Regions from separate parts of the Homo sapiens genome. Here region 1 is linked to region 2. The links are chromatin loops, found by intact Hi-C in ENCODE. Cell type or tissue: IMR-90. All regions are shown on one strand. Links, peaks and the distances in the headings refer to the core of each region. The heading gives the core; the rest is flanking DNA. Region 1 has its middle 26 kb from the start of LINC01948. Region 2 holds the start of C5orf67 (chromosome 5 putative open reading frame 67).

Region 1 (4,393 bases), core at 197-4,196, 99 kb after region 2:
TGCAATATGGCTGCTGAAACTCCAGGCATGATGACCCAATTCAAGGCACAAAGAAAAGAAAAGAAAAGAAGAGTGATTTCAGCACCTCTCCTTCTTTTATGTCTGTCCCTTTTATCTGGAAAATAAAATCCTTCTCTAAAGTATCTCAGTAGACGTCTCTTCATGTTTCCTTGGCCTTTTAGTACATGAGTACTCCTGGCACCAGGGTGTTTAGAAACACTGGGGTTTTTGTTTTAATCTATAATGGAAGACAAGCAAGGGAGCAGGGGAGTAGAAATGGCTGCCTCATGAGCCAAATAATAACAGTCACTATGAAGGCTATGTAGAAAACAACTATAACAAAAAAGCCCATGATAAGCCACTAAGTAAATAAAAAGCAGGATTAAACCATTGTATATGCACTATGGTTACAATCAAGCAATAGTACAGATGAATGAAAGGAAAAGACTAGAAAAAATTAGTTTAAAAAACACATAAAATTTTACCCTTCTAAAAATGTTGATGGAAAGAGGCCAGAGGCCCCATGCAGGGGAATTAATCCTGATTTCATGATCAATCCAATGGCTTACTTGGGTGAACTTTGAGTAAGTCAGCCCAAATGCAGAGCATGTGAGCTGCAGGAATACAACTGCAAGAGCTGATCATTGCTGCCTGTGGCTGCTTCCTGACCTCATGCTGAGCCCCTCTTTTGGCTTTTATGTAACTGTTCCCATGCACTGTATGACCTCAAGGTGAACACCCGGTCATAGGGACTGTCTCAGGGGTGTGCAGTGGTCAGCTTCAATACAGGAAGAAGTCTGACAAGTCTCTGAGCATTATTTTTTTATTAGTCTAATAGTACAAAACTTGGAAACACAAATAGATTGGACCAGAGAACCAGACAAGGGGTGCCAACCTTTTCTCAGTTAGCAAAATATGTGAGGAAAAAAAAAAAAAAAGAAAAATGCATATTACCCATGGTAGTAATTTGTCAATATACTATTTTAACTGGTCACTTTTTTGGGATTTATTTTGGATGGCCAAAGTTATCCTTAAGAAATAACTGGATAGTAGCCTGGACAATTCAAGGCCCAGTGGTGCCCGGATACTTAAAAAGAAAGGGCAGAGTGTCAGAGAATCTCAAAAGGGAAGTGACCTTTCGCCCAGCGCCATGCCCTTGCCCTGAAATCCTGCTTGGAGCAGGACCCAGGACTGAACACACTTCCAGATGTAGCTGACCTGCTAAGACAAGTGTGGGACCAAGACACTAAACGATGCATTAGAGGACATCTAATTTCAGAAAGTCTTTAGACAAGGACTTCTAGCACATTATTATGGCTTAACTGGATGGCATCCCAATTCAGGAGAGAAAGTTCTTCAAGTTAGGAGATCAGGGTCACATTCTGATGTTGCCAACTGTATGACCTGAACATGGCTGAATCTCAGTTTCATTAACCAACCACATAGAGGATGTGTAATGCACACCTCACAGGCTGGTCTTAAGTATGAAGTTTGATTGCTGAGAAGAGTGAGAAGAGGATGATTACTACCTCAGTTTACTTATCTGTAAAATGAGGATAATAATGTTATAATACTTAGATTAGAAGGTTGCTATGAGGACATGAGTTAATACGTGAAAAGTGCTTAGAATAGGGAAAGAATGTAAGTAGCCAGGATGTAAATACATAGAATGTAAGTATTCAGAAATGTTAGCTGTCATTCTTCTTCCTTTATTTCTATCATCATGTATTAACTTATGACTATTTTTTCTTAAGCAGTAAACAAGTTTATCTAACAATCTTTCCTATTATTCCCTCCAAATCTCCTTAAAATCTAAAACCCAACTTTCAAAACAACATTTTTTTTCTATTTAGTTGTTTAGGTTTACATTGGTCTAGTAGCAGACTGCTTGATCCTTATAAACCCATTTGTTAAGTCTTTCTCAGAACATACATTTGGAAAACTATTAAATGGAAACATAAACCTTTTTCCCCCACTGCAACTATACATCTACTTTTTCATAATTACTCAAACCTGGAATTAGGTATCCAGTTTCAATAGTCTAGTATATTTAAATCCTGAGGACAGATTTTGATCCGTCCTGTATAAACACTAGCACCTGCTGGTTATAACTACACCCCCTGTGGACTCTCCAGAACTACCTCTGTAAGTGAATCACTGAAAGGGTACTCTACTGCCCTTGTGTCTCTGTTACGCCTGTGTTTCTAACCAGTCTTTATATATTACTGAGTTTTCTTTTATCTTCACTTTTTTTGTTTGTGATTTAGTCAAGACCAAAGGTCACTATCTCTATTCCAGGTATCAGAAAATAAGTGACAGAAAGTGGAGGCCTTAAGTGACTCACCCAAGGTGCCATGTGTTGGTTCAGTAGTGGAGTTTGGACTCAAGCTGATCCTAGGGGTGGGTCCTCTGAAGTATACCAGTCAATCAGAAGGGACTCCTCTGTGAGTTTTGTTCTTTAAGTTTTAGGAAGTAAGGGCCAGGCATGCTGGCTCAAGCCTGTAATCCCAGTACTTTGGGAGGCTGAGGGAGGTGGATCACGAGGTCAGGAGTTCGAGACCAGCCTGACCAACATGGTGAAACCCAGTCTCTACTAAAAGTACAAAAAAAAAAAAATTAACCAGGCATGGTGGTGTGTGCCTGTAATCCCAGCTACTCAGGAGGCTGAGGCAGGAGAATTGCTTGAACCTGGGAGGTGGAGGTTGCCGTGAGCCGAGATCACGCCATTGCACTCCAGCCTGGGCGACAGAGTGAGACTCCGTCTAAAAAAAAAAAAATTTAGGAAGTAAGGCTACAGTCTGGGTTGGAGCTGGTCCAAGGAAAGGGTCAAACTCTGTCTTGAAACAGGAGGTCACAGGAGCTGTGTACAAGTGACACAGGCCATTCACACTTGGCTCACAGTGTAACACTACAGACTTTCAGAAGTGTAGAAGAGCTGTTTGGATAAAAATCTTGGAAGGAATGACACATAATGTATTAGAAGATTCCTCAGTATTTGACATATGTGAGTTTCATCTGCAATGATTTGGCAACCGCCATTAATTTTCTTTCCCATCAGTAAATGGTAACCTCATAGGGATGGCATTTTTCTTTGCTGCTCCTTGGAAGGGCCAAGGTCACATTCCAGAGAAGGATGCTTGCCTTGCAAAGCATGCCATTCTTGAGGCACGATAAAGAGAGAGTTAATATTTGAAGACATTGTCAACTTCATTGACAACTAACAAACTTACCTAACTTTTATTGTTGCTGTAACTTGTCCCCTTTCCCAGAAAAGTGTGATAAGAAGAGGAGTAAGACTGCTCAGACTAATGAAGGAACAATGGTTTGATAGAATTCAGTTTAGTTTTTCACAACTACTGTTTGTATTCTGGGGCTGTGTGAGTTTTATATGGCATCTAGTGAGTGTCTATTTTTGAAATGCAGTGTGATTTATTCAAATTTTGGGCATTCTTTCTGCTCGACAATGCTGGGGGGTAAAGGATATGGTAAAAAGGAATCAGGAAGGATGTCACTTGTGGTTCCTTCTAGTTTTGCTCGCACTGCTTAAGTCAAGGAATCCTTGCTTAAGTCAAGGAATCCTTGACTTTTAGAGCCAAATGGAAGTTGAAGTGCTATAACCCAACTCACTCCATTCTTTATCCAGTTCAGAAACTAATTGCACCACAACCCTAACAGATAGCTCTACAACTCTGCTTGGTGTCTCTAGTGATAGGGAGATGAATATTACAAGTGACTATCAATTCAATTATTGGAACCATCCTACTGTAAAAAAAAAAGTTATTTTCTTTTTTTGACCCAAGTTGACTCTTTGCAATATCCCCCCATTAACTCTAGTACTGCCCCTAGAGTGAGAGAGAGCAGTATAGCAGAATGACAATGATCACAGCTCTGGAGCCAGATGGCCTGAGTTCAAATCCAAGTTCTTCCACTTCTTTGCTGGGCGCCTGTGCCTCATTGTCCCCACCAGAAAAATGTTAATTCTATTGGTGCCTACTTGATAGGGTGGTCATGAGGAAAAAATGGGTTTATATGTGTAAAGAACTTAAACAATGTATGGGACTTGGTAGGCACACAATTAATGCTAGCTATTGGCAACATTATTTCATCTCTTCATATACCTTTTTTTTTTTGAGACAGAGTCTTGCTCTGTCGCCAGGCTGGAGGCTGAAGTGCAGTGGCGCGATCTCAGTTCACTGCAATCTCTGCCTCCTGGGTTCAAGCAATTCTCCTGCCTCAGCCTCCCAAGTACCTGGGACTATAGGCACATGCCACCACACCCAGCTAATTTTTGTATTTTTAGTAGAGACAGGGTTTCACCATGTTGGCCAGGATGGTCTCAATTTCTTGACCTCATGATCCACCTGCCTCAGTCTCCCAAAGTCACATACCCTTT
Region 2 (4,393 bases), core at 314-4,313:
CTTCTTGGGGATCTCTTGGGGATCTTGGGGACACTAAAAGCGACAATCATAAACATTTATCAAGCATGACTATGTGCCAGGCATTGTGCTATGTGTTTTACAGACATCACTTCATTTATTCTTTTTAACAGCCTTAAGAGGTAGGTAGTAATAGTCTCTTTCCCATTTTATATATGGGGAAACTGAGTCTCAAAAAGGCTAAATAACTTGCCCAAATTCCCATGGCAGAGTGTGGAACCAAATTCATGTCTGGCTGACAGCCAACCTCGCCACTGCTTTCCACACATACATGTCTGAATATTTAATGGGTTGTGCTCCAAGTCAGGAAGAGATGGTATGTTGGCCTGGAAACAAGAAAGCCTTTGCAGTCAGTCACAGCTCAATTCAGAGATGGCTTCAGTACTATTAGCTGTATGATTAGGGGTGAATTCAAAGTGATAGAAACTTTAACAAATCAATCTTGACCACTGAGCCCAACTATAAACTGGAGGATGACAAGACTTACTTTTCAGTGTTGCTGTGAGAGGAGATTATGACTCTGCATCAGCAGGCACATTTGAGACCCTCAATAAATCATACGTATTATGGTTTCATTCCTGCTCTTATCCATAAAATGTCTTGTGAGCAGAGAAAAGGAGACAGGCTAGACTGGGATCTCAAACTCCAGTGATCTGGAACGTTTCCGCTTGGGGGATCAAGTGCCACTGATCTAGAACTTGTCTCTATTATGGTTAAGCTGTATGGTTGTTAAACCATGCTAGGCAGTGGAGTCACAGAGCAACCTTGGGTGAAGGGCTCAAGATCTATATATCTCCTTGAGTTGGACTTCTGAATACCACATTCTTCTCCCCACCAGAAAACACACACTTCTTCCCAGGGCCTTGGTGCTTCTGGCCAGCATGTGATTTGCATCTGGCAAAAATCTCCCTTCTGGCAGGAGAGCAGTTGTGTTTTGGCTGGGGCAGATATTATAATGCTGCAGAGTCACTCTGCAGGGGACAAAACGAGAGAAGCCCAGGGGTTTCCATCCCCCGCTCCCTGCCCCTGCAGAATTCTCAGCTGAGTGCAGTAATAGCATGACTGGGCACTTTAAGTCTGCCATTGTGCCATAACTTCCTCCTTGTCATTGCCCGTTAGCATCTCCTTTCTGAGAGGGTGGCAGGGGCAGGGCCACATATGAACTTGAATGGTGAGGTGGGGTGCAGTTGCTATTTCTTGCCAATACCCAAACTTCCAGCTGCATATTCAAGTCTCTGACTTGGAGCCGGGCAGCCAGAGAGGCAGGAGAGAAGGACCTGGGCAAGAAGAACAAAAAGGCCCCACTGCACGGCTCCATCCCCATCCTCTCTGTCTGCATCCCTCCAGTGTGGAGCTCAGGTGTGGGGTCCCCAGCACCTCCTCAGCAGGTAGCTTCCTGAAGCCCAGTACACTCTCACTCCCAGGCCTGCTTCCTCTCCACGCCTTTCCCGCTCCTCCCTGCATCTCAAATTGGTTCTTAGAACCCCTGCCACATCCAAGGAACTACTTGTGAAATACCTTTGTGATTACAGTTTATATGTTTAATTAGAAGCTGGGAATTAAGCTTCCAAACACCACAAAATGAAAGCTTGAGATTCTTCCAACAAACCCCAGCTTTCCACGAACATGGGCTGACTCATCCGTCTCCTGCTCTCCCCTGTCGCCCCAGCCCTGTCTTTCATGCTGAAGTCATTCACTTTCTTCACCTGGATTTGGAAAACTGCTGATGTCTCGTTTAGCTTCATTCCTAAGTTGTCTTTCAAAAGCAGGGACATGCAAAGTGGCTGCCTGTGGCAGAGGCAGCAGGAGAGGGGCACACTTGTTGAGTCTGAGAACTTCACAAAGACTGTTAATTAATTGCTCATTTCGACAAATGAGAACAGATTTCAAATGCATAGTTGAACGTGGAGCAGGAAGAACATCTTGCTCTTGTGACTTGGTTTTAAACGTTGCATCTAGAAGATGGGGTGATACTGAAAGATGTCACTTATTTCCTTTTGTGAATTGAGATAAAATGGTTCTAATTCTTTCACTGCTTTCTGGCTTTAGGGCCCTGCGAAAGAATGTTTATTCTTTTGCTCTTGGTGGGAATTGGATGTCTGTCGATTTAGCATATGTTTAAAATATTTTAGCTTTGGAAAACTGCCCTGATAGCCTTCTCCCTCTAGTCAAAATTAATCTCATCTTCCCGCAGCTCTCACAGCCAGTGATTCATGGCTCTAATACAGCCCTTCTCATATTCTTCTTTATTCTATAAAGACTTACTTTTCTATAAAGACTTTTATTTCTGTTTGTCTCTTACATCAAATTGAAAGTTCTGTGTGGAGAAGAACTCTGTCTTACACATCTTTGTGATTACCTGAGTCTAGTCTGGTACATTATATTTGGCAGCATTCAGTACGTATTACATTGAATCTGGAAGATCACACAGAGAGGGGGATTCTGAGGGGTGGCAACAACCACTTTTGTAGCAGACGCTGTTGGTGTCCAACCCATGTCCCCTTGGCCACCCCAGAGTTTGGCTGTAGTCACATGCTGTGTAGACAGACAACCTCCTGCTTCTCTCTGCCTGAGGGCATTCTTCAGCCATAGAAATGAGCTTGGAAGCGGCTGGGTATGGTGGCTCACACCTGTAATCCCAGCACTTTGGGAGGCCGAGGCAGGCGGATCACAAGGTCAGGAGTTCAAGACCAGCCTGGCCAATATAGTGAAACCCCATCTCTACTAAAAACACAACAAATTAGCTGGGTGTGGTGGCGGGCACCTGTTATCCCAGCTACTCAGGAGGCTGAGGCAGAAGAATCACTTGAACCCAGGAGGCAGAGGTTGCAGTGAGCCGAGATCGCACCATTGCACTCCAACGTGGGCAACAGTGCAAGACTCCATCTCAAAAAAAAAAAAAGACAAAAGGAAAAAAGAAAAAAGAAATGAGCTTGGAAGCACACAGGTTAGTCTGCAAGTGCCAGGGAATTATTGCCCAAGGAATGACCCTTGGCCAAAGAGGGAAAGTCCTGGCTGGATAAATAATCCAAAGTCCTTGCCCTCATTCCAAGGAATGTTCTGCAGTCTCCTAAGGGTTTCCTGCTAGAGGAAGCCCTGATTGCCCAAAGCTTCTTAACACATTCTTTATTAGCTTTCCTCTCTTCCCTGTTTCATATTCCCTGTGCTCCCCTGGGATCAACAGCCAAATGAACAACTTCACCTGAGCCCTTACCTCCAAGGAAGTGCCACAGGGGAACCCAAAGGCCCTTAATCATTAAAAAAAACTTTAGAGATGCTGGCTGAGCCATCAGTGAGAACATGGATGCATACACAGAACCTACATCTTGTCATCTCTGCTCTTCGAGGAATGGAGCTGGAGAGGCAGAGAAGCAATGAAGCCGAATTCTGTGAGTGGGACTTCTGCGCAGCGGGGGAGGGAATTTCTACTTCTGGCCAGGAAATAGAGCTGGTGCCTTGTAGAAAGGCTCGAGGTAATGCAGTCAAAGGGCAAGCTTAGAGCAGTATGTGAAGGAATCCACCAAGGATTAGAACCAGCCAAGGGTCAGACAAACCAAATGAGACCAGAAGAGGAAAGTGGTGTCTTGGCAGAAAGGGCTTCCAGACCCATAGTCACAGGAATCTTCAGGAGAGGGGTGAAGAAGAAGGCATGGATCGCCAGGCCCAGGAGAGTCTAAAGCTGGTTTGGTGGGGAAGAATTTGGCCACATCTGTGCAGGATCCTAGAGAGTGGGGCAGAGGAGCTGGGCATCTGCTGTCAATGAGGCCAATTAAGAACAGTCTCAGGCTTGGGTCTCAAGCCTCAGGGATCTAGAACTTATCTGGTTTTAGCTGCTCTATATTCATTTCTTAGGAAGAGAGAGAGAGAGAGTATGTGTGTGTGTGTCTGTGTCTGTGTATATGTGTGAAATTTCTCTCAACTGAAACACAGGGCAGAACACTAGATGAAACTAGTGCTGTACTTTTCTGCTTATCTGTCGACACAGTCTTAGTGCGCAAAGTCTTGGTCTTAGTGGCTGGGTGTGGCAGTTTCCCAGAGGTGGGGGGCAGTAATAAAGAGAGAGAAAGGGAGACCTGATAGAAGATGGAGACCAGATAGAAGGCATCTGCTACGTGCATAGGTGCCCCTTTCTGAACAAGCTGTTTTTTGGTTACGAGATCCATTCCTGAAATCGATTTTAAGATATTCTGTGTTGGGTGATGTCACAGAAGCACTACTGGTGCACGGATTTGAAAAATAGTGGCTCATCCCGCCTCAGGGTTTGACAGCTTGGTAACTTGCAGTGAGGTTTCTTTTAACAATGAAACCAAGTCCTTTGAAAGACAAAAAAAGAACAAAACATCCACTAATTTTTGCGTGCAGGAGTAAGACAACA

What was found. Peaks named below come from ENCODE experiments on the same cell type or tissue, not always from the same donor. Only the 100,000 strongest peaks of a DNase experiment are listed, where the experiment ranks them.
Region 1: it touches region 2 in a loop (2.3-fold over the local background); 1 of 110 quality-filtered maps calls a loop at or near these places.

Annotation. Positions count from the first base shown.
Region 1 is chr5:56,505,490-56,509,882 of GRCh38, reverse strand. No RefSeq gene overlaps it. Among named protein-coding and RNA genes, the nearest start is that of LINC01948, 26 kb to the right of the region's middle. In IMR-90, for the core only: no CTCF peak of the experiment used is centred there; no DNase peak of the experiment used is centred there.
Region 2 is chr5:56,605,036-56,609,428 of GRCh38, reverse strand. C5orf67 (chromosome 5 putative open reading frame 67) reads left to right here and starts at 3,173. Exons shown (of 6, transcript NR_161255.1): 1 at 3,173-3,407. In IMR-90, for the core only: no CTCF peak of the experiment used is centred there; no DNase peak of the experiment used is centred there; H3K27ac peaks cover 798 bases; H3K27me3 peaks cover 393 bases.